3 separate regions of the Homo sapiens genome follow, and regions 2 and 3 are each linked to region 1. Evidence: chromatin loops called from intact Hi-C (ENCODE). Cell type or tissue: endothelial cell of umbilical vein. All regions are shown on one strand. Links, peaks and the distances in the headings refer to the core of each region. The heading gives the core; the rest is flanking DNA. Region 1 overlaps RGS17 (regulator of G protein signaling 17). Region 2 overlaps RGS17 (regulator of G protein signaling 17). Region 3 overlaps RGS17 (regulator of G protein signaling 17).

Region 1 (6,796 bases), core at 1,101-6,100:
AATGTACAATTTTTTGGTAAATTCTATTCAGCTCTTTTTAAAATAGGAAATTGATACTCATTCTGTCAACCTTTATTGAGCTTCTATGTGTGTGTGCAAACACATATTAAGGCACTATAACACAACTAGCAAAAGAGCTTTCATCCCCTGCTTAAATAATAAACTCCTTGAGTTTATTTTTATTACATTTCCACACAGTGTTCTACAGAAGGCAGTACACATGACGCAGGTATACTTCATTTCATTAAACATCTTTGAGAAATTTTTTTCTCCGTTGTGCCTTTGCCGTAGAGTGACAAATCTGGAGTCTACAGGCATGAATCACGAGTTTCTGAACATGAATTCTGGCTCTTCTATCTGTTTCTGTGATATTTACAAACATCCCAAATGCTACCATATTAGAGCGATCATTACGAAATATTAGGTTGAGTTTACATCTTTCTTTTCTACAGGTGGTAAAATATGGACACACATTTGGACTAAAACTACTTACAACAGACATTCAGTAAATGTTTAACTATTCACTGTGCAGCTCTTGATCTACTATTGGCCACAGTCTTGCCCTGTAGAAATTGAACTTTGGCAACAGACAAATTGTCCTTTTTATTAACTGTCCTTTACTACCGGTCTTAAAAAATGGGTTTCAAGGTTTCAGTTATCAAGAACTGCTGAAAATACCATTTTAAGTTAAAGAGAAATGGAGAAAATAGACAAGGGATTAATACTTAACAGTTTGTCTGTCTTGATATTGACTAATGTCTGTCCTACCTGGTCCTGCTCCAAGTAGTGCATTGTTGTTGTTGTTTTTATTAATTCACTGGAAATATTTGCTCTAGACCAACTTATATATGTTATATGTGTTTGAGGAAAGCCCTAAAAGGAAAATACCAGATCAACAGTTTTGAGGGTCCCATAGAGACACTTTTTTTTTTCTTTTTCTTTTTCTTTTTTTTTTTAAGACGGAGTGTTGCTCTGTTGCCCAGGCTGGAGTGCAATGGCATGATCTCAGCTCACTGCAAGCTCCGCCTCCCGGGTTCAAGTGATTCTCCTGCCTCAGCTTCCTGAGTAGCTGGGATTACAGGCACCCGCCACCATGCCCAGCTAATTTTTGTATTTTTAGTAGAGACAGGGTTTCACCATGTTGGTCAGGCTGGTCTTGAACTCCTGACCTTGTGATCCACCCACTTTGGCCTCCCAAAATGCTGGGATTACATGTCTTGTTTTTTCTTTTTAGCCCATATCTCTCCAAGAAGAGACACTCCCCCACTGACTTTTATGTATGTAACATTTAAAACTAACATTTCTACTTTTTAAGCAATAAAAGCCACAAAGAGAACTAAACACATACACAGTGCTCACTGTGAGGGTCTTGATCAAACCTTAAATACTTTATGGAAGAAAAGTGCCAATATCCTTGGCCAAATATACTAAAATAAGCATTTAAAATCCCATTAGAGATTTTCTAAATAGTGACTTTGAAAAGGGAGGAAAAATACTTGTGACATTTGAGAACTTAAGAAAATGTGCCCCCTCTCTATGGGGGTGGATTGTTTGTTTACAGGGGAGTGTGGACAGTGGAGTGAGAAAAAACATTACCTGCTGCCAATTATACAGTTTATCTACTGATCTGTCATCATGGATATGCGCAGGGTCTATTTTGGAAGACACTCTTCTATTGTAAGGAAAACAATTGGTTCTTAAGAAAAACTGTTAAAATGGTTGCAAAGAAGATAAAACTTACCAGTAGCCATGGTAACTCTGGGATAGAGGCTGGTCAGGAAAGCACATATATTTACAGAAAAATTAAACTGAAGAATCAATAAGATGCCTAAATTTAATACAGTGTGACATCAAGGCTCCAAGAGAGAACTACTGTCACTGGTAAAAGCAGTCTATTCAATATTGAAATAGTCTCACATTGTGATATCAATCTTTTCTTTTTATTTAACAGCTTCTACCTCAAAGTTCCTGGTGCAAAAATGAAATCAACATCCTTCAGGCTCTGAAAATGAATTGGTAGATTATTCTTTAAATACTTCATTTTCAGCATTCAAGATATCACAGTAAATACTAGAGGAGTTAGCAATACTTTAGTAATGTGTATGAAACACTGGTTCATGCAACATTCCCTGGTTGGACATAAAAGGTGAATAAGACAAAGGCTCTGCTACTGAGGAGCTCAGACGGGTAAATAAACATCACATGGCATTGTGATAAGAACTCGGACAGAACTGTGCATATGGGGTTTCTTAGACACCCTTGATGGTACCTGTGCTTTTGCATAAGAGAATTGAGAAAGGCTTCACAGAAGACGTAAAGATTAAATTGGGTTGAAAATGGGCAGTTGTTTGCCAGATGGAGACCTGGAAAAAGGGGATCTCATTCAGAGTGGGGATAAAATCATGCAGGGGCACAATACAAATGTAGAACAGAATGGACATATCAGATGTTGCAGGGCTGGAGCAGGAGAATAAAACAGGCAGCAAAGTATGTGTTATCCAAGAAAATGATGAGGTGGACTCCAAATGTAGAATATACCTCCTTTAGGATGGTTTAAGCTTTCCATGCTTTGTTTTCACCATTCATAATGGGGATAATGGCAATGAACTACTTCACAAGGATGTAAAACAAAAAATAAAAGCTTGTGACAAAAAGGCCCATTATTACAGATGCTTAGTTGAATGGAAGGGCAAGTTGGTTGCATATTAAAATTCCAATTCCAAGTTTACCAAAGAGCTTTTTATTTCCACCTGAGTAAATAGAGACTTCTCCTTTGTCATTATTACACAACACTTCCTCATCCATTACCTTGTCACTTCCTCCTCACAATAGTCCTTGAAGGTAAGCAGCAGAGTTGTTATTAGTCATTCTTGTTTTATTTACAAGGAAACAGTTATTGGGGTTGACTTACACAATACCCACAACTCAAAATTATTAGAACTAGGATTGGAATTCCCATCTTCTGACTTCCTGTCTCAGGCTCATTTTCACTCTGCAATGCCATTTCTCTTTACATAGAAGAGTTAATTGTGGTATTGCAAGTGTTTACACAAGTGATTTTTCTTAAGGTTTGGAAAAATAAACCTCCTAGTACAATCCAGTACATTGAGTATAAATGCCCTCTCTAAGTATCATCCCACAGCTATCACTCCATAGGAGCTGTTGCCCAGAGGTCTGAGTTTGCAGTAGAATTTGATGAAGAGTAACTTCTCAATTCCCTGGAATTTGAGATGAACAAAAAGGAGTTGTTATAGAAGGTTTTGACAGCAAAGTGTGAAAGAGGAAGGACAAAAGTAACACCGTTAATGACTGCAGACGGTGTTGCTATGGCTGAGGAGGGCCATCCTGGGAAGTATGACTTTCTTCCATTAGCAAAGATAACTTCAGGACAGGGCAACAAGGAAAGGAGAATAGAACTGATGTTTCACTTACAAAAGACTACCCACCCCCCAAAAAAACTAAAACCCCAAACCAAAAAGACACCAGAAGATGGGCTGGTAACCACATAATATACAACATTTCAGACACATAGAAACTCAATGTTAAACCTATGATTTGAACTTCACCTCTTTCATTTCTACATTTTTATAATAGAGTATGGTTTTGAGTGGGGTGTGTGGGGATGGGAACAGTGGTTAGAAATTTGTGTCTGGAAATGTTATAAAACACCTGCCTAAAAATACCCCATGTTGCCCCTCTAAAGGCTCACTCCACATTTTGTAATCATGTGCCGTGTGTCATGAAACAAGTATTTCATTTGGCTTAAGCTTTTGTTTCATGAACTTAAACTCAAGTAAAATAATCAGCTATCAAATATCTGTCCACTAGATGGCTGTGTTACCTTTATAAATACAATATTTTAACCAAGTCAGAATAAAGGAAAAACTGAAAAAAAGTTTCTGCGGGTAAATACCCTTATTTGAAAAAAAAAAAAAAAGTCTATTCATTCTCTTAAGGAGTTTTGATAATTATATCTTTCTAAGGAATCTAAAAGGAGTCATTCAGTTTTTCGGTGAGTGTAATAATCAAACTCGAAGAGGATAAACTTAATCTTGGGAGGTTTGCATAACTGCAACCATTTTTCCTTTTTGGTATTTACAAAATATTCTGAATAGATCCCGGCCCAAAGTCATTTGATTTGGGAATACTTTAGTCTTAAAAACAGGCAGGCATACTGTTATTAACATTGTCATTATCGTTTCCGATAAGAAGTCGTTTTGCATTCCACCGTCTCATGCTGGGATAATACAGAACTTAGGTCATACATTCTTAGAACAAATAAATTAGAAAAGGGTTTTAACTACCAATAGGTAGGAAATATTTTTAATTTACAATATTTTAAAAGAGCCATCCTGAGAATGGATTCTCCACACTATTTCAATTTCTGTTTGGGTGGTACGTGAACATTCATTTCTTCTTTTGACCCATGGAAACTGAAGACAAATTTCTTCATTCTCTGATTCTCTCTCTCAGTTGCCAATTTCTTTCTATATACGCATCTGTTTGAAAAGATGGGTATCAAAAATTCCATCTTTTTATCTATATTCAATTTTCATTTGAAACCCCAAGGCCTGGATTTCCTTCATGGACATATTGATTTGATTTGGAATGCCAACTTCATTTACCAAGTAATTACATGGTGAAAATAGAAATCTACACGGTACGTTTATGTTCAGTTAGATGACCAAAGCTTCTTATTTAGCATAAACAGAGTTTATTTTTCCTTAAAATTAAGAGAATTACAGGTCTGAATACAAAGATATACTTTACATAATACACGCCAGGCCAAGCATGGTGGCTCATGCTTGTAATCCCAGCACTTTGGGAGGCCAAGGTGGGCAGATCGCCTGAGCTCAGGAGTTCGAGACCACCCTGGGTAACATGGTGAAACCCTGTCTCTACTAAAATACAAAAAATTAGTCAGGCATAGTGGCGTGCGCCTGTAGCCCCAGCTACTCAGGAGGCTGAGGCACAGAAATCGCTTGAGCCCCAGAGGTGGAGGTTGCAGTGAGCTGAGATGGCACCACTGCACTCCAGCTTGGGCTACAGAGTGAGACTTCATCTCAAAATAAATAAATAAATAAATAAAAATAAAATAAAAATAAAAAATACATGCCAATCATCAGAATCTTCTATACCTCAGTTCTCACGTTGATTAAAATCCTATTTTAAGCTATTCCTTCAACCCACTGTAATTTTACCTATAATTTATAACTAAGTGAATGCCTTAATGGGAAAGCAAATATCTTAGATGTGAAAAGGCCAAATGGACTTCTATTTAGTTAGGAGCAATAATAGTGTGACTGTTATTAAAATGGCATGCGATCATTTGTGTCAAGTGCATTAATTCAATTGGAGCTCCAGTTTCTGACTTTAGAAGGCTGGGTCCCTATCATAAAAAGGAGAGTGAAAAAGTTAAAACCCTGTTAGTGAATATTCAGAAATATATCTGATAGCTGGCAGGACTGCTCATTCATCTACCCATTCATCCTTTCCCTCGCATTTTCCAGTTAGTGTGTGTGTGTGAATACGTATGGGATGAATGTGCGGGGCTTCCTTGAGAACAGACACCATGGAAGACAACAATCTTGATCTGTAGAGAAACAAAACCCTGCTATATAAAAGTTACAACACTCTGGGAATCCTGCAGCTGTGCAGTGCATGCTCCAGGGCTGCTCTGACGTATACCTGTGCCGATTAATGTGAGGGCTGGGAAGCGCGAAGTGATACAGACTGAAGAAACAGCATCCGCTACCTTAACTGACAACATGCAAACAGAACCTTGCCAAGCCTGCAATAGCCAGATCCTACACAGTCTGGTAAATTCCTCTGGGCCTGAGACTTGTAAAGGGACAGAAATAATACCTATCAATAAAGGATTACGCAGGGATTTGTGTACATGACTAATCGCATTTTACTGAGGAAGAAACCGAGGCTCAGAGGTAGTAAGTAACTTGCCAAAGGTTTCATAGTTACATGTGATAAAACTGGAATGTACTCAGGTCTGTAAAATTCCAGTGCCATGGGTCTTTCCTTATCCCATACAGCCTCTTGAAAGTCAGCTTTCCGAGGAAGACATGCCATTAGAATTTGCGTGTAATTGTCAAATATGGCAAGACTACCTCTAGAACGAAACACATGAAGTTACTGTTCCACTATTACGATGGAATTGGCAGTTAAATGGCTCTGTACTTTTAAATAATCTATATTGCTTTGGCTGCGAGCGGCGGCTGATGCCTATAATCCCAACAATTTGGGAGGCTGAGGCAGGCAGATCACTTGAGGTCAGGAGTTTGAGACTAGCCTGGCCAACATGGTGAAACCCTGTCTCCACTAAAAATACAAAAAAAAATTAGCCAGGTGTGGTGGTGCATGCCTGCAGTCCCAGCTACTCGGGAGGCTGAGGCAAGAGAATTGCTTGAACCTGGCAGGCAGAGGTTGCAGTGGGCCAAGATCGCACCACTGCACTGCAGCCTGGGTGACAGAGCAAGACTCTCTCACAAAAAAAAAAAAGTATATTGCTTTATACACAAAGTGTCAGTGACAGAAATTTGTGTTTCACTTAGGAACAGATATTCCCATGCAAAAAGATGTACATTAATATGTAACATATTAATGTCTGAAACAAAGATATGGACTTTATAGCATTTATACATGCTATATTTTATAGCACCCAGTCCAGCATGATTATTATAAAATCAATTTCATTTTCACAAAAAGTGAATTTGATTGTCTTATCTGACAAAAACAGAACAAGTAATTCTTGAATCATGTCCTAAAAGAGCAGGCAGATTGT
Region 2 (6,796 bases), core at 1,034-6,033, 58 kb after region 1:
TAGTAAAAATCAGTTCATTACATCATCATTGGGTATTTGAATTAAGTAAGTTTTCTCCCATCCTTAAGAAAAATACAAAAGGCCGGGCACAATGGCTCACACCTATAATCCCAGCACTTTGGGAGGCTGAGGCGGGCAGATCACCTAAGGTCAGGAGTTTGAGATCAACCTGGCCAACATGGCGAAACCCCATCTCTACTAAAAATACAAAAATTAGCTGGGCGTGGTGGTGCACGCTTGTAATCCCAGCTACTCAGGAGGGTGAGACAGGAGAATCACTTGGAGGCAGAGGTTGCAGTGAGCCAAGATCGTGCCACTGCACTCCAGCCTGGGCAACAGAGTGAGACTCCGTCTAAAACAAACAAACAAACAAACAGCTAAAAATGTGTACTGGAGATGATGTAGAAAACACAGATATACATAATGATGAAAAATATTTCACAACCTAGGAATAATGCTTAATGTTTGACTATCTATCGAAAGCTATCTATCGAATCTATATCCTCTAATCTTCTATAAAAACAAATACACATACTAGTCAGCTGCAAACACATGCTGCTATCCCAAAGTAAAGAAAAGATAACTCAGGCAGATCTGAGAGCCATGGAAAATCATTTCTAGGCTTTGCAATCTAATGAAGAACTTTCAACATTTGCCCAGTTGGATGTCAGGATTTCTAAGAATCAGTGGCTTTTTTGAGCTTTCCATTTCCCCTTTCTGAAATGTTTATAAGCAGTTATCCTTTGTGTGTCTCACCACTGTATGTTGGGTGTGTAGGAGGCAGATAATGTCTCATCTCTTCAGTCTGCAGTGAAGAGAGAGGATACTTAATGAGCTCTAATTAAGAAACTACCCAAGAAGCCTTCTCCATCCCTGGATCTAATTTCCAGGTGATTATGTAAAGGGAGAAGACTTCTGAGGACCTTGAGATCACCCATAATGATCCCTGCCTTCAAGTATTCCACACCAATGTATAATCCTCTCCCCTTGAATGTGGGTTACATTTACTGACTCACCTCTAAGGAACAGAATAAGACCAAAGTGATGAGATGTTGCTTCCAAGGTTAGGTTATTAAAAGATCATGGCTTCTGTTTTGGGCTCCCTCTCCCTTCCATTCCTCACTTTGTCATTTCATGCCAGGGCACAGGTAGCAAGGAACTGATACAGTCCTTGCTAGAGGACCAACAATCAGGGTGGACTAGGGGTCTCCTGCTAACATCCACGTAAGTGAGTTTGGAAGTGAATTTTTCCCTAGTTGAGCCTTGAGATTACTGTTGCCCACAGCGAACACCTTAATTACAGCTTTGTGAGATGTTCTAAGCCAGAAGCACTCAGGTAAACTGTGCCTCAATTCCTGACCCATAGGAACTGTGAGATAGTATTTATTGGTTTTGCTCCTAAATTTTGGGGCAATTTGTTATATAACAGTAAATAACTAATACAGATGTTGAGTTTGATATAAGACTGAACCCTTATTTTGTTACTCTGATTAAAGATTTCATATGCATTGAACTTGGCCAATTATTCATAAGTTTACAAATAAATGCCTAAATTTAAATAAAGCACATTTTTCTTAAATTGCTTTTTTATTCCCAATATGTCTAATTGTTTCCTTTTTACATGTTTATTTTATAAGCGAGATATTTGGATCTTATAAACTGAGGAAATCATTATTCTTATGTTAGAGTCTTTTATTTTGTTTTCTCAGGTGTCAGTTCTTCAGCTTGTTGGCATCTCTTTCATGGTACTGGTGGTCTTCCTTGTACTCTTCCTGGCATGAGAGATTCCTTATTTGCCCAAGTGCAGATGCTTTTGGTGACTGTGGGGTGCAGAGTGTGGCATACTGGAAGTAACTGTGCAGGTAGCTTATTTTGGGGGTATATCCAAAATAGTTTATCCATTCATATTTCAGATTAGACCTCCCTGAGATAGTACCATGTATTTTTAGCTAGATTCAGTACTTTGGCCTAGGGTAAACACTGCAGCTGTCCGCAGATTATTGTAAGGGAAAAAGAAACGAGTAATATTTCAACTATTTGAAATTGCTCACCTAATGATTTTCCCTGGAACACATCCTACTTTGTGTATTTTGTGACTATGTGTTTGCAGAATCTCAAGAACTGCTCCCACCTATAAAAGGATTTTTTTCAAACACTGTTTGGACTGTGCTTTTTTTCTTATAGTGTGTCTTTTAGGGACGCTTCAAAGTCTCTGATCACAATGGTACACTTTTTTTTTTCTTTCTGCATTATTGGTATGCATGCATTATGAAACACATTTTACAAATGTGCATAGGTATATATGTATATATGTATATATGTATATATATTTATTTCTTATTAAGAGGTTTGAGTAGGGGGAAGTAGACATATGTGGTTTTTGCCAATAGAATCCAATTAATAAAAAACATTTATATTTTTGAAATTAGAACTCTAAGAGTTCATCTAGAAATAGAAATAAGTCCATTTTTGATAAAAATGAAAATAATGGATCTAACCCAACTGTAATGCTGGTGATTAAGCAGTCAAAATGAACAATTAGGAAGTGGTCCAGTCATTTAGTGAATGTTGCTTCTGCCATCAACACATTAAGGAGACATGGTACTTTAGTCTGCGTGTAAGAAAATGATATTTAGAAAATCTAAGTAGATGTGTTCAAAAAGTGTTATTCTGAAGTTGATAAAGACGACTTGGTGATTTTTTTTTTCCTAAGGGAAATTAACCACATTCATGATCTGTTTGGACTTAGTTTTTCTCTGCTATCACTGCATATTTTATAAGCTGTTAAATAAATAAATCTGGTAATAGTTTAACTGACTGTAGAGAAAAGATAAAGATGCATTAAGTTTTTTAAAAAACACCTATACCTGTATATGTAATATAAGTATATATAATTTTAAAAATTATTTTGTAACTTTTATAGCATGCTGGTTAATATGTCTAGATTAAGTCTACCAAATGTGTTATGAATATTTTTTTCCACATAAAAGATAAACTGTTAATAAATCTTTTCCAGGCATCAGTGTCTAGTCCACATAATCATTAGCAGACAACTCCCTTGGCAGCAGCATCTTACTCTTGATTAACTGCTTCTCTTAGATTAACTGAAGGATTGAACAGTGTATGAATAATCATTTTTTATTCCCAGTTTAAATTTTCCTTTTCATAACTGCTATCTGCTGTATGATGTTAAGGAAACCGATCAGTTTAGCTAAGATAAAAATTATTATCAATTTATGAAAAAGGAAAAGTTGGGAAACTGGTAACTTCTTGGTTACTGAAGGTGTTTGCTTCTAAAACAGGTAGAGGTAAAAATATAATACCCGACTCTCTTAACTGTGGTTTGGCTTTCTGTGGTTTTAGTTACTCAAGGTCAACTATGGTCCAAAAATATTAAATCGAAAATTCCAGGCCCGGCATGGTGGCTCACATCTGTAATTCAAGGACTTCAGGAGGCCGAGGCAGTAGGATCTGCTGGGCCCAGGAGTTTGACAACAGCCTGGGCAATAGTGAAACCTCATCTCTACTGAAAAAAAAAAAAAAAAAAAAGTAGCCAGCCGTGGTGGCACACCCCTGTAGTTCCAGCTACTCAGGAGACTGAGGCAGGAGGATCACTTGAACCCAGGAATTGGAGGCTGCAGGGCTGCAGTGAGCTATGATTGAGCCACTACACTCCAGCCTGGGCAACGAAATGAGGCCTTGTCACAAAAAAAAAGGAAAGAAAATTGCAGAAATAAACAATGCATAAGATTGAAATTGTGCACTGTTCTGAGCAGCATGATTAAGTCTCACGCTGTCTCCAGCCCAGGATGTGAATCATCCCTTTGTCCAGCGTGTCCATGCTGTATATGCTACCTTCCATCAGTCACAGCTGTTTCAGTAATCAGATTGAAAAAACACAGCACATACAGGGTTCAGTAAAAAAACATAGTATATATATATAGGGTTCTGTGGTTTCAGGTGTCCACAGGGGTCTTGGAACTAATCCCCTGAGGATAAAGGGACTACTGTACACATTTTCCTCTGGTGGCTTATGCCCTACAATAAGAACATTTAACAAAGTAAGACCATTTAACAAAACAATTTAAAAATAATAAATCAATGATTTAGGCAAGGATGAAAATATTCATAAATACCAAGTAATGTAAACATTTATATATATTTTAAAGAAAATTTTGGAATTTGCATTTCCTTAATTATATAGCCAGAAAGTTACAAGGGAAAAAGAATTTGGTTTAGAAATAGCATGAACCTGGGATAGATTCCCACTCATTAATCTTACTTCAGAATGATATTCACATGTTGTTGCTGCCTAGGAAAACAATCTAAAGGCACAAGTGATTCTAAAATACACTCCCCTGGTTTCCTGAGATGTTGCATTCCACTCTTGAACATGAAGATAATGGCTAGTTTGGAGAACCATCTCAAATGATTTTGCCAAGTGTAAACACATGAATATTTTTAAGAAAATGTCTTCATTAATGGCTGTTGAGCTAAAATCTCCATAACTACATATTATGCAAAGATATGACACTTAACATCCATACTTTACAGATTTTTTTTTTTTTTTGAGACGGAGTCTCACTCTGTCACACAGGCTGGAGTACACAGGCTCTGTCACACAGGCTCTGTCACACAGGATTGCACACAGGTGCAATCTTGGCTCACTGCAAACTCTGTCTCCTGGGTTCAAGCAATTCTCCTGCCTCAGCCTCCTGAGCAGCTGAGGTTACAGATGTGTGCCACTACACATGGCTAATTTTTGTATTTTTAGTAGAGACGGGGTTTCTCCATGTTACCCAGGCTGGTCTCGGACTCTTGACCTCAAGTGATCTGCCCGCCTTGGCCTCCCAAAGTGCTAGGATTACAGGCAGGAGCCACCATGCCCAGCCGGCATACTTCAAAGATTGTAATAAAAGTACTTGACCTTAAAACATTGTTTCCATTTAATCATATTCTGTAAATCTGGGGAAATGAAAAACAAGAATCTCAATTTTTAATCAATATTTGACCAGACACATCTTTAGATCAAGCCACGAGCTTTTTAGATAAAACAGAAAAAAATTCCCACCTTTGGGAAAACTAGTAGAAATGCGATGTCCAGATTCAGCTGGATATATCTCAAGATCGATATTTACCACTATATTTATTACTACCTGAAACTCTTAAGCCAATCATTAAAAAAATTCCAAAAGATTACTGGACTTACTCTTTGAATTTTTGTCTTTTAAAAATATAGACATAATTCAGCTTATTTAAACCCACCTACACAAGTCCTGTGTTCAAATTTTACGGGGCATAGAACCGTTCACTTTGGGTACTTCTTTGCCTGTATAAAATGCTGTCATGTTGATATATCTAAACACCAAGGTACAAATTTAACTATACGATTTTGAAGGAAGCAGTTGAAGACTCAGGTAACACTGCTTTAGGACAAGTCAAAAGAGAGTTTGCTGTTTGGCTTTTGACACTGAAGTTTCTTACCAATATGTTTCATGAAGCTCTCTCTAGGAAACTACAGTATTTTGGTATCAGTTCTCTAAAGCAACTGCCTGTGAGTTAATGTGGTTGTTTTGTCACAGCGTGCCTTTTGTCTCCACCCGCCTCCAGTCCCATCTTTACTCATTCTGCCTTTTGGATAAAACATGTACAATTATATATGGCTTGGTGCGGAATGGGCTTGGGATGCCACAAAACTAAAGTGGCACACTTAAAAAATACCTCTCAGCTACAGAGTCAAATAAGACTTGGAAATGCTAGAGGTCAGAACATTGCTCACAAATTATCCTGGTTCAATTTAGCCTGTGAATGTTTTGGAATTATACAAACAGTGTCTGATGACTCATATAACTTGTAACTTAAGTGCGTTTTGCTGTTGTGCATCCTTTTAGTCCAGCTACCCCCTAAGGAACAAAGTGTTACAGAAGCAGTTATGGTTTCAATTTCCCTCTATGATTCGCTTTCATTTGAAAACCAGTGAAAGGTGGGGGGAAATGGACTGACTAACTCCTGACACTACCAGGGCTTCAGATTACTCAATTTCCACGCTTCCTCTATCAGGGGAGAGAGTCCTAACAAAGACTAAAAATAACTTAAAGAAACCAAAAAACATAAAGATGCTACTTAGGAAATATTATTATCAAGAATTAATTAGTCTGCCAACCAAGTATTATGTACTTGAAACATTCTTTTATTTTTTAAGATATCATACATCTAGTGTCTCATTTGATTCTAATTTTGAATAGTCATTAATACAATAGAGGTTTGCATTAATAGCTATTTAATGGCTATGAAAACAGTGGCTATTGTGTGAATGGCTATAAAAACAATGGCTCTTTTTATGGTGCGTTCATGCTATCTACAGGCAGATGAACTGCATTTTAGATTATCAATCTGATCTGATTTTCTCTGTATCTCTGAAACTCATGGTTCTCCAAGGATGACTTCTCACTGGTACCCAGTGTGGTGAACCTTTTTGTAAGTCAATGCAATATTTGCGACTATAGTCTTGGTTTGGTTCATCTTTCTTTTTTCCACTAGGAAAATGTTCACTTTATCTTCCACAATCTTCCACAAGCTTCTTCAGTACCAGGCAAGGGACTCAACTCCTGATTATGATCATTTCTTGCCTTACTTTAAGGATGAGGACTAAACAAGGGAAAAAGTGGTGAGAATACTGGAATACATTTCGGGCAAGGTTCCTAAGGGGGAGGATAAATCGTACACACACTTTACAGAATCCACGTAGTCAAAGAGAACAGAAAGGCACCCAGAATGGCACCTACTCAACACAATC
Region 3 (6,796 bases), core at 885-5,884, 76 kb after region 1:
CTGAGAAAGAAAAAGGAGATAAGAAAGTGAGCTACATGGATATCTGGGGGAGGAACATTTCAGGCAGGAGGAAGGAAAATGGCCTGGTTGTGAATGTCCTGGCTCATTATTGCATGAACAGCTGAGAGGCTGGATGGCCAGAGCAGAATCAGAAAGGAAGAGCCTGGAAGGTGATCAGTACCAAAGGCATGGGGGTGGACAGACAGATCACACTGGGCCTTGAGGGCCAATGTAAGGACTTTGGGATTTACACAGAACTAAATGATGACCTTAGGGACAGCAGCCTCATGGAATTCAGAACCCAGTCAGGTTCAATAACTCTGTCCTAGGCATCCCAAATACGTCTACTTCATCGTCCAATTTAATCTCAGGCTACCTGCCATGTAGTTGTTGTTCTGTCTACCTTGTTGCTGTGCTATAAACTGTGGCTTATTCTAGAGAGGGTTGACAGCTCCATGGACAGCTAACAAATAAATATTTATTAAGGACCTATTATCTGTGCTGGGCATTTAGAAAAGCGCCTACCGCATCCTGCTGCCACCCCGGGCTCAGCCTCCTACCAAAAATAAAATAAAATAAAAAATAAAAAGATGATTTAGTTGCCACTCACAATGAGCTTATAACTTAGCTGTGAAATCATGAAGGTCTATACCAAGTGTTCGCTGCTGGAGAGGCAAGCTCAGAATTATGATCATGCCAGGAGTAGCCAGAGACAGTTTAATTTAAAAAAATGCTTGAGGTGAGGTCTGGCAGCAGTATGTAAGGTGAAGTCTTCCAAGTGGATGAAGGCAGGTAAAACATCTCATCCAGAGGTGACAGCATGGACAAAAACAAGGAGGCCTAAATAGCATGGCTTACTTTTTAAAGATTCATTCATTCATCAGTGTGGCTGAGGCATAAGGTGTCTGAGAGGTGGTGGCAGCCAAGGACAGACAGGCAGAAGGAATCAGGGGAGGAGCCATGCAAAAATCTCTAGATTTCATTCTGTAGGTAATGGGGAGGCACTGAATGCTTTCAGACTGTAGTGTGGCATCAGGAGTCTCATGTGAACACTTTGGCACCTGCATGGAAGAGAAGTGGAGCGAAATGGCAATGGAGGCAGGGAGGCTGCCACAACAGTCCAGGCAAGAGGATGATGGGAACTGGGAGAGCAGAAACGGAGAAACAGAACAGAGGTAAGGAGTCCTGAAGAGGTAGACTGAGCCCTGGTTATGGATAGTTTACATATGGGTGTAACTGAGAAGGGGGTCAAGGTCGACTCCTGGGGACTGTGTAGAAGCCACCCTTTGGTAAGAGTATGAGAAGGAAAGGGGTTACTCATAGAGAAGACAGGAATGCACATGTCACGTTCTGATGCAGGCAGTTTCAATGGAAGCGGACGTCACTATGAGGTGGCCAGGCAAGGAATCATAAAGGCCTCAGGACTTTACCTTAGACCTTAAAGGATGGTTGGGACTTAGAAAAGTGAAGGGAAGCATGCACAGCATTTCAGGCTGAAAACAGCTGAGGAAAGGCACACAGAAGTGGCAAAAGAGAAACAATTTTCTGGGGTAAGTATATGGGATTTTGCAAGCAGGAGAGGGTAGAAGAAAAGGGATGAAGAGGCTGGCCCTTGAATGGTTTGGGGTTTACATTCAGGACTTTTTTTTTTTCAGGAAGGGAGAATTCACTAAGTTCACTGTTTTGTAAGGCAACTGCTTTCACTGTTGATCAACAATCCTGGAGAGTAATGGTAGCCATCATAAACATGCCAATGACATTAATTCATAGTAATTATATATACATAGACATGGAGTTTCCCTCTTGTTGCCCAAGCTGGAGTGCAATGGTGCGATTTCAGCTCATTACAACCTCCACCTCCCGGTTTCAAGCAATTCTCCTGCCTCAGCCTCCTGAGTAGCTGAGAATACAGGCACACCCAGCTAATTTTTTGTATTTTTAGTAGAAATGCGGTTTCACCATGTTAGCCAGGCTGGTCTTGAACTCTTGACCTCAGGTGATCTGCCCACCTCGGCCTCCCAAAGTACTGGGATTATAGGCGTCAGCCACCGTGCCTGGCTGTATGTATAATTCTCTGTCATACTAGGATTCACAGAGTTCTACAGCCAGAGCTAGAACTCATTTCTCTTGATGGCATCTCTGGATTAAAATAATATTTTAGTAGTTTGGTATTCATAAGCCGGGCATGGTGGCTCACGCCTGTAATCCCAGCACTTTGGGAGGCCGAAGAGGGTTAATCACCTGAGGTCAGAAGTTCAAGACCAGCCTGGTCAACATGGTGAAACCCCATCTCTACTCAATAAACAAAAATTAGCCGGGCATGGTGGTGGGCGCCTGTAATCCTAGCTACTCGGGAGGCTGAGGCAGGAGAATCGCTTGAACCCGGGAGGTGGAGCTTGCAGTGAGCCGAGATCGCGCCATTGCACTCCAGCCTGGGCAATAACAGTGAAAATTTTGTCTCAAAAGAAAAGTAGTTTGGTATTCATAATCACTGGCACCATGTTCTCTCCAAACACCTAATATTGTAGTTATGTCTGAAATGTCAAAAACAAGTTTAATACAAATTTAACAATACTTTATTTAAATATTTTATTTCATCTTGAAGCCTTTAGCTGTTTTTATAAGTTAAACCAAATAAATTCTGTAATGAATGTTTTATGCTGTTTGTAAAAAAAAAATTCAAGTACAAAATCAACTTCTTAAAGCCTATATTATATTATCTATTATATTGGGGACTATGGTAATGAAATTTTAACTCCACCCAAACACACAACTTAAAAAAAATAATATTTAAAAGTCTTAGCTGTAAAAATATCACTTGCTCTGTTTCACCTGAAATCGTTGCAAGTGTTGGTTGGGTACCTGCTACGTCTTCTCCACATCTATCATTTCAAAACAAATAAAACACCAACAGGTGCATTAGCTATCATTACATATTTTCCTGGAATACATTCAGATTCTTTTCTTTCATTTTCCCTTAGCAGCAATCAAATCCCTAACAGCTCTTGATAATTTCTCATTTCTTGCTTCAGTGCCATTCTTGAAAACAAAGCCATCCGTTATTGTGTATATGTCATTTAAAAAAATCACAGGTAAAAGGGGAGCTCAGATTGCTCCAAATGAGTGCTTTCAGGAAATAGTGCTTCTCCTATGATATGATTGGAAACCCTGAGTTCATGTCAGTTATGGGGCAATCTCCAAAATATCCATCCTCTCCCGTCCCCCAAAAAGTGCCACCTCCTTTTTTGTTATTTGAGGCTGCTTCTGCTCTTCATTCATTTCATTCCCATTCTGGCTGAGCACATTATACAGCCTCCGTACATAATTTTCCCAAAAGTTTAGACAAAATAAAATTGCTGCATTCCATCTTATCACCTAATATGCATCTGAGGAACATATTCCTTTAGGTTTTCTATCTCCATTAAATGTGATCTAAATGTTCTGGTATATCTCAAAATTCTTCTGCTTCAGTTAATTATGCTCTAAATTCTCAGAAATGTACCTCAGAATACTAGGAAACAAGTTTGGCAGGCAAATGGCAGAAATGGCACAGGGATGAAGATGAAACAGGCATTCATTCCTGGGAAATTCCTGGAGGGAAGTCAGATTTCCAGCCTGAGAAAAAATAAGCTCACTTCTCCCCCTTGTGCCCAGAACTTCAGATGCTATGAGCCATATATTTCCTTGAATGAGAGAAGGCAAGAGGGTGGAATCTCCTTCTTTTGACCTCTCATTCCAACATTTCTATACTGCAATTAATACATTTGTAGTAGTACAATATATTGGTTTGAAACAGACTGATGTCAGTTTTTAAAACAATTAAGGTGTAGAAAATTCCCCTACATTCCAATCTGATACAGCCACTACGCCTCTGGTACCCCTTCACTTAGCCTTATGTATTTGTACCTAATTAATGTATGAATGCAAGAGTGTGCATGTGTGTGTTTGCGTGTAGACAGACAGATCAATCTTTATAGCCTTGCTCTACAAAGGAGTCCAAATGGAGCTCTATGAACCAATTAAAAAAACCTCAAAGACCAAGTATAGCCATCTCATGGGGGCAGGCATTTTTGTCTGTTTTGTTCCCTAGTCAATCTGCATCTCTCAGAACAGTGCTAGCACATAGTGGGTGCTCAGTAAGTAATTTGTTTAATCAAAATCACTTACTCCTCTTTCCCAGACTATTTCTATAAAAGCCAAATGCAATCAAACATTAGAAACAAGCAAATAAACGATAATACAGGAAGTAAATGTAGTTTCTTACTCCATGGTTTGAAAAATCTGCAGCTAAACGCCATTTTTTTTTCATTTTTATTATTTCAACTTCAATTTCCTGTTTATCCCCTTCTTTTGAATGACAGTTCACTGTTCTGCCTTCACATAAGAGACGAGTGTATATTAAAATCTACCTTATTTCACATTTGCATTCCAAAGGGTACTTTGCCAATGAGTTTATGAGGCAATTATTTTTCCTTTAAATGTTCATTTCCATTTTTTAAGAGTATCTTCTTACTTGGTCAATTGCACACAGGCAACATTCACTAGATTGGACATCCTCTTGTGGAACAATCTAACAAATTATAGTCAGGAAAGTCTTTGCTTACTTGTGTGTTTGTTTTAGCAGCCGCACATTTGGTTAATGGACTAAGTAATACAGACAATATCACGATCAAACCTCCTCTTTCAGCATGGAAGGAAAATTAGATTGTATTTTAATCTGTCCTTTGCAAAGCTGTAAATACTTTTTATCATTTCAGATGCTTCAAGTAAAGCCATTAGAAAAAAACAATTTGTAACATTTGTCTCACAACATCTTTCTTCTGGTTAGGAGTTAAAATATTAGAGATAAGGAGATGAGGAAAAAAAGGACCCATGGACTTGGAGAGTGTCAGGGTGCCATTTAAACTTATCATGCTATATGAGTCTAAAACCTTTTGCTTGTCCGGAACCTTGGGGAAATTCCACTATCTCTAAACTGCAAACTTGCCCCCTGGGGCCCTGAGGCAAAGCCCAACATGGTGCCTGAATAATCAAAATTTCTTCCAAACATGAGATCTAACCTAAAAAACATACAAATAGATAAACAAATGAATCCATAAAAATGATATACTGTTTCCTAATATTTGTTTTTACTTTGATATGGAAACATTTTAAATTTCTCAAGAATGAATACAATTGATATTCTAGGAAATACCATGGTATTTTTCCTGACCCTTCTCCATTGATAATTTTGCTTTTCACGGCCAAGAAGCTCCATAGACCCAAAATCAGTGTCAAGAGAGTTTTGTTTGGTTCTACTACCCACCTCAGGCTGCTGTTAAGTTTCCTCTAGTTACTCTTCTCCTCTCCGTAGTTCTTTTAAACAACGAGTCCACATTCAAAGAGATGTTTGGCTCACTTCCTAGTCTATCTCCAGTCTTTCCTTTCCTGGTTCTAGTTTCCTCTTCAATTCTGATGAGCTTCTCTCTACCAGCACCTCTGCTTTTACATTTGTATGTCAGCAACTTGCTTTATACTTTAGGCAATTTTGATGGACTCTTTACTGCCAACATACACACACACACACACACACACACACACACACTTCAATATAATAAGGGTTTTGTTTTTAGCTACCAGGAAGGGTCATAAAAGGATGCATTGACTAATGACTCTTAGAAAGAACCCTGCGACATTATTAATGCAATAATAGCACAGATAGTCTCCAAAATTTAAATGGGCACTATATTAGTCTGTTTTCACACTGCTATAAAGAAATACCTGGTGGCTGGCAAGATGGCCAAATAGGAACAGCTCCAGTCTGCAGGTCACAGTGAGATCAACGCAGAAGGCAGGTGATTTCTGCATTTCCAACTGAGGTACCCAGCTCATCTCATTGCGACTGCTTAGACAGTGGGTGCAGCCCACAGAGGGCGAGCCGAAGCAGGATAGGGCATCGTCTCACCAGGGAAGCGCAAGCGGTTGGGGAACTCCCTCCCCTAGCCAAGGGAAACCATGAGGAAATGTGCTGTGAGGAATGGTGCACTCCGGCCTAGGTACTACACTTTTCCCACGGTCTTCACAACCCGCAGACCAGGAGATTCCCTCAGGTGCCTACACCACCAGGGCCCTGGGTTTCGAGCACAAAACTGGGCAGCCATTTGGGCAGACACCAAGCTAGCTGCAGGAGTGTTTTTTTTTTTCATACCCCAGCAGTGCCTGGAATGCCAGTGAGACAGAACTGTTCACTCCCCTGGAAAGGGGGCTGAAGCCAGGGAGCCAAGTGGTCTAGCTCAGCGGATCCCACCCCCACGGAGCCCAGCAAGCTAAGCTCCACTGGCTTGAAATTCTTGCTGCCGGCACAGCAGTCTGAACTTGCTGGGATGCTCGAGCTTAGTCGGGGGAGGGGCGTCCGCCATTACTGAGGCTTGAGTAGGCAGTTTTCCCCTCACAGTCTAAACAAAGCCGCCAGGAAGTTCAAACTGGGCTGACCCCACCACAGCTCTGCCAGGCCGCTGTAGCCAGACTGCCTCTCTAGATTCCTCCACTCTGGGCAGGGCATCTCTGAAAGAAAGGCAGCAGCCCCAGTCAGGGGCTTATAGATAAAGCTCCCATGTCCCTGGGACAGAGCACCTGGGGGAAGGGGTGGCTGTGGGTGCAGCTTCAGCAGATTTAAATGTTCCTGCCTGCCAGCTCTGAAGAGAGCAGCAGATCTTCCAGCACAGCACTTGAGCTCTGCTAAGGGACCGACTGCCTCCTCAAGTGGGTCCCTGACCCCCATGCCTCCTGACTGGGAGACACCTCCCAGCAGGGGTTG

What was found. A loop is a pair of places that touch in the nucleus more often than their neighbours do. Peaks named below come from ENCODE experiments on the same cell type or tissue, not always from the same donor. Only the 100,000 strongest peaks of a DNase experiment are listed, where the experiment ranks them.
Region 2: a loop joins it to region 1, with 2.1 times the contacts of the local background. A loop is called at or near these places in 20 of 110 quality-filtered maps.
Region 3: a loop joins it to region 1, with 17 times the contacts of the local background. A loop is called at or near these places in 20 of 110 quality-filtered maps.

The regions. Positions count from the first base shown.
Region 1 is chr6:153,028,653-153,035,448 of GRCh38, forward strand. The region is part of intron 2 of RGS17 (regulator of G protein signaling 17); the gene reads right to left. Among named protein-coding and RNA genes, the nearest start is that of MTRF1L, 29 kb to the left of the region's middle. In endothelial cell of umbilical vein, for the core only: no CTCF peak of the experiment used is centred there; a DNase peak (open chromatin) is centred at 3,819; H3K27ac peaks cover 427 bases.
Region 2 is chr6:153,086,921-153,093,716 of GRCh38, forward strand. All of the region lies in intron 1 of RGS17 (regulator of G protein signaling 17), which reads right to left. Among named protein-coding and RNA genes, the nearest start is that of RGS17, 41 kb to the right of the region's middle. In endothelial cell of umbilical vein, for the core only: no CTCF peak of the experiment used is centred there; DNase peaks (open chromatin) are centred at 3,811 and 5,921; H3K27ac peaks cover 3,096 bases.
Region 3 is chr6:153,104,874-153,111,669 of GRCh38, forward strand. All of the region lies in intron 1 of RGS17 (regulator of G protein signaling 17), which reads right to left. Among named protein-coding and RNA genes, the nearest start is that of RGS17, 23 kb to the right of the region's middle. RefSeq lists an enhancer at 6,501-6,796. In endothelial cell of umbilical vein, for the core only: a CTCF peak has its summit at 3,665 (motif pointing left); a DNase peak (open chromatin) is centred at 3,628.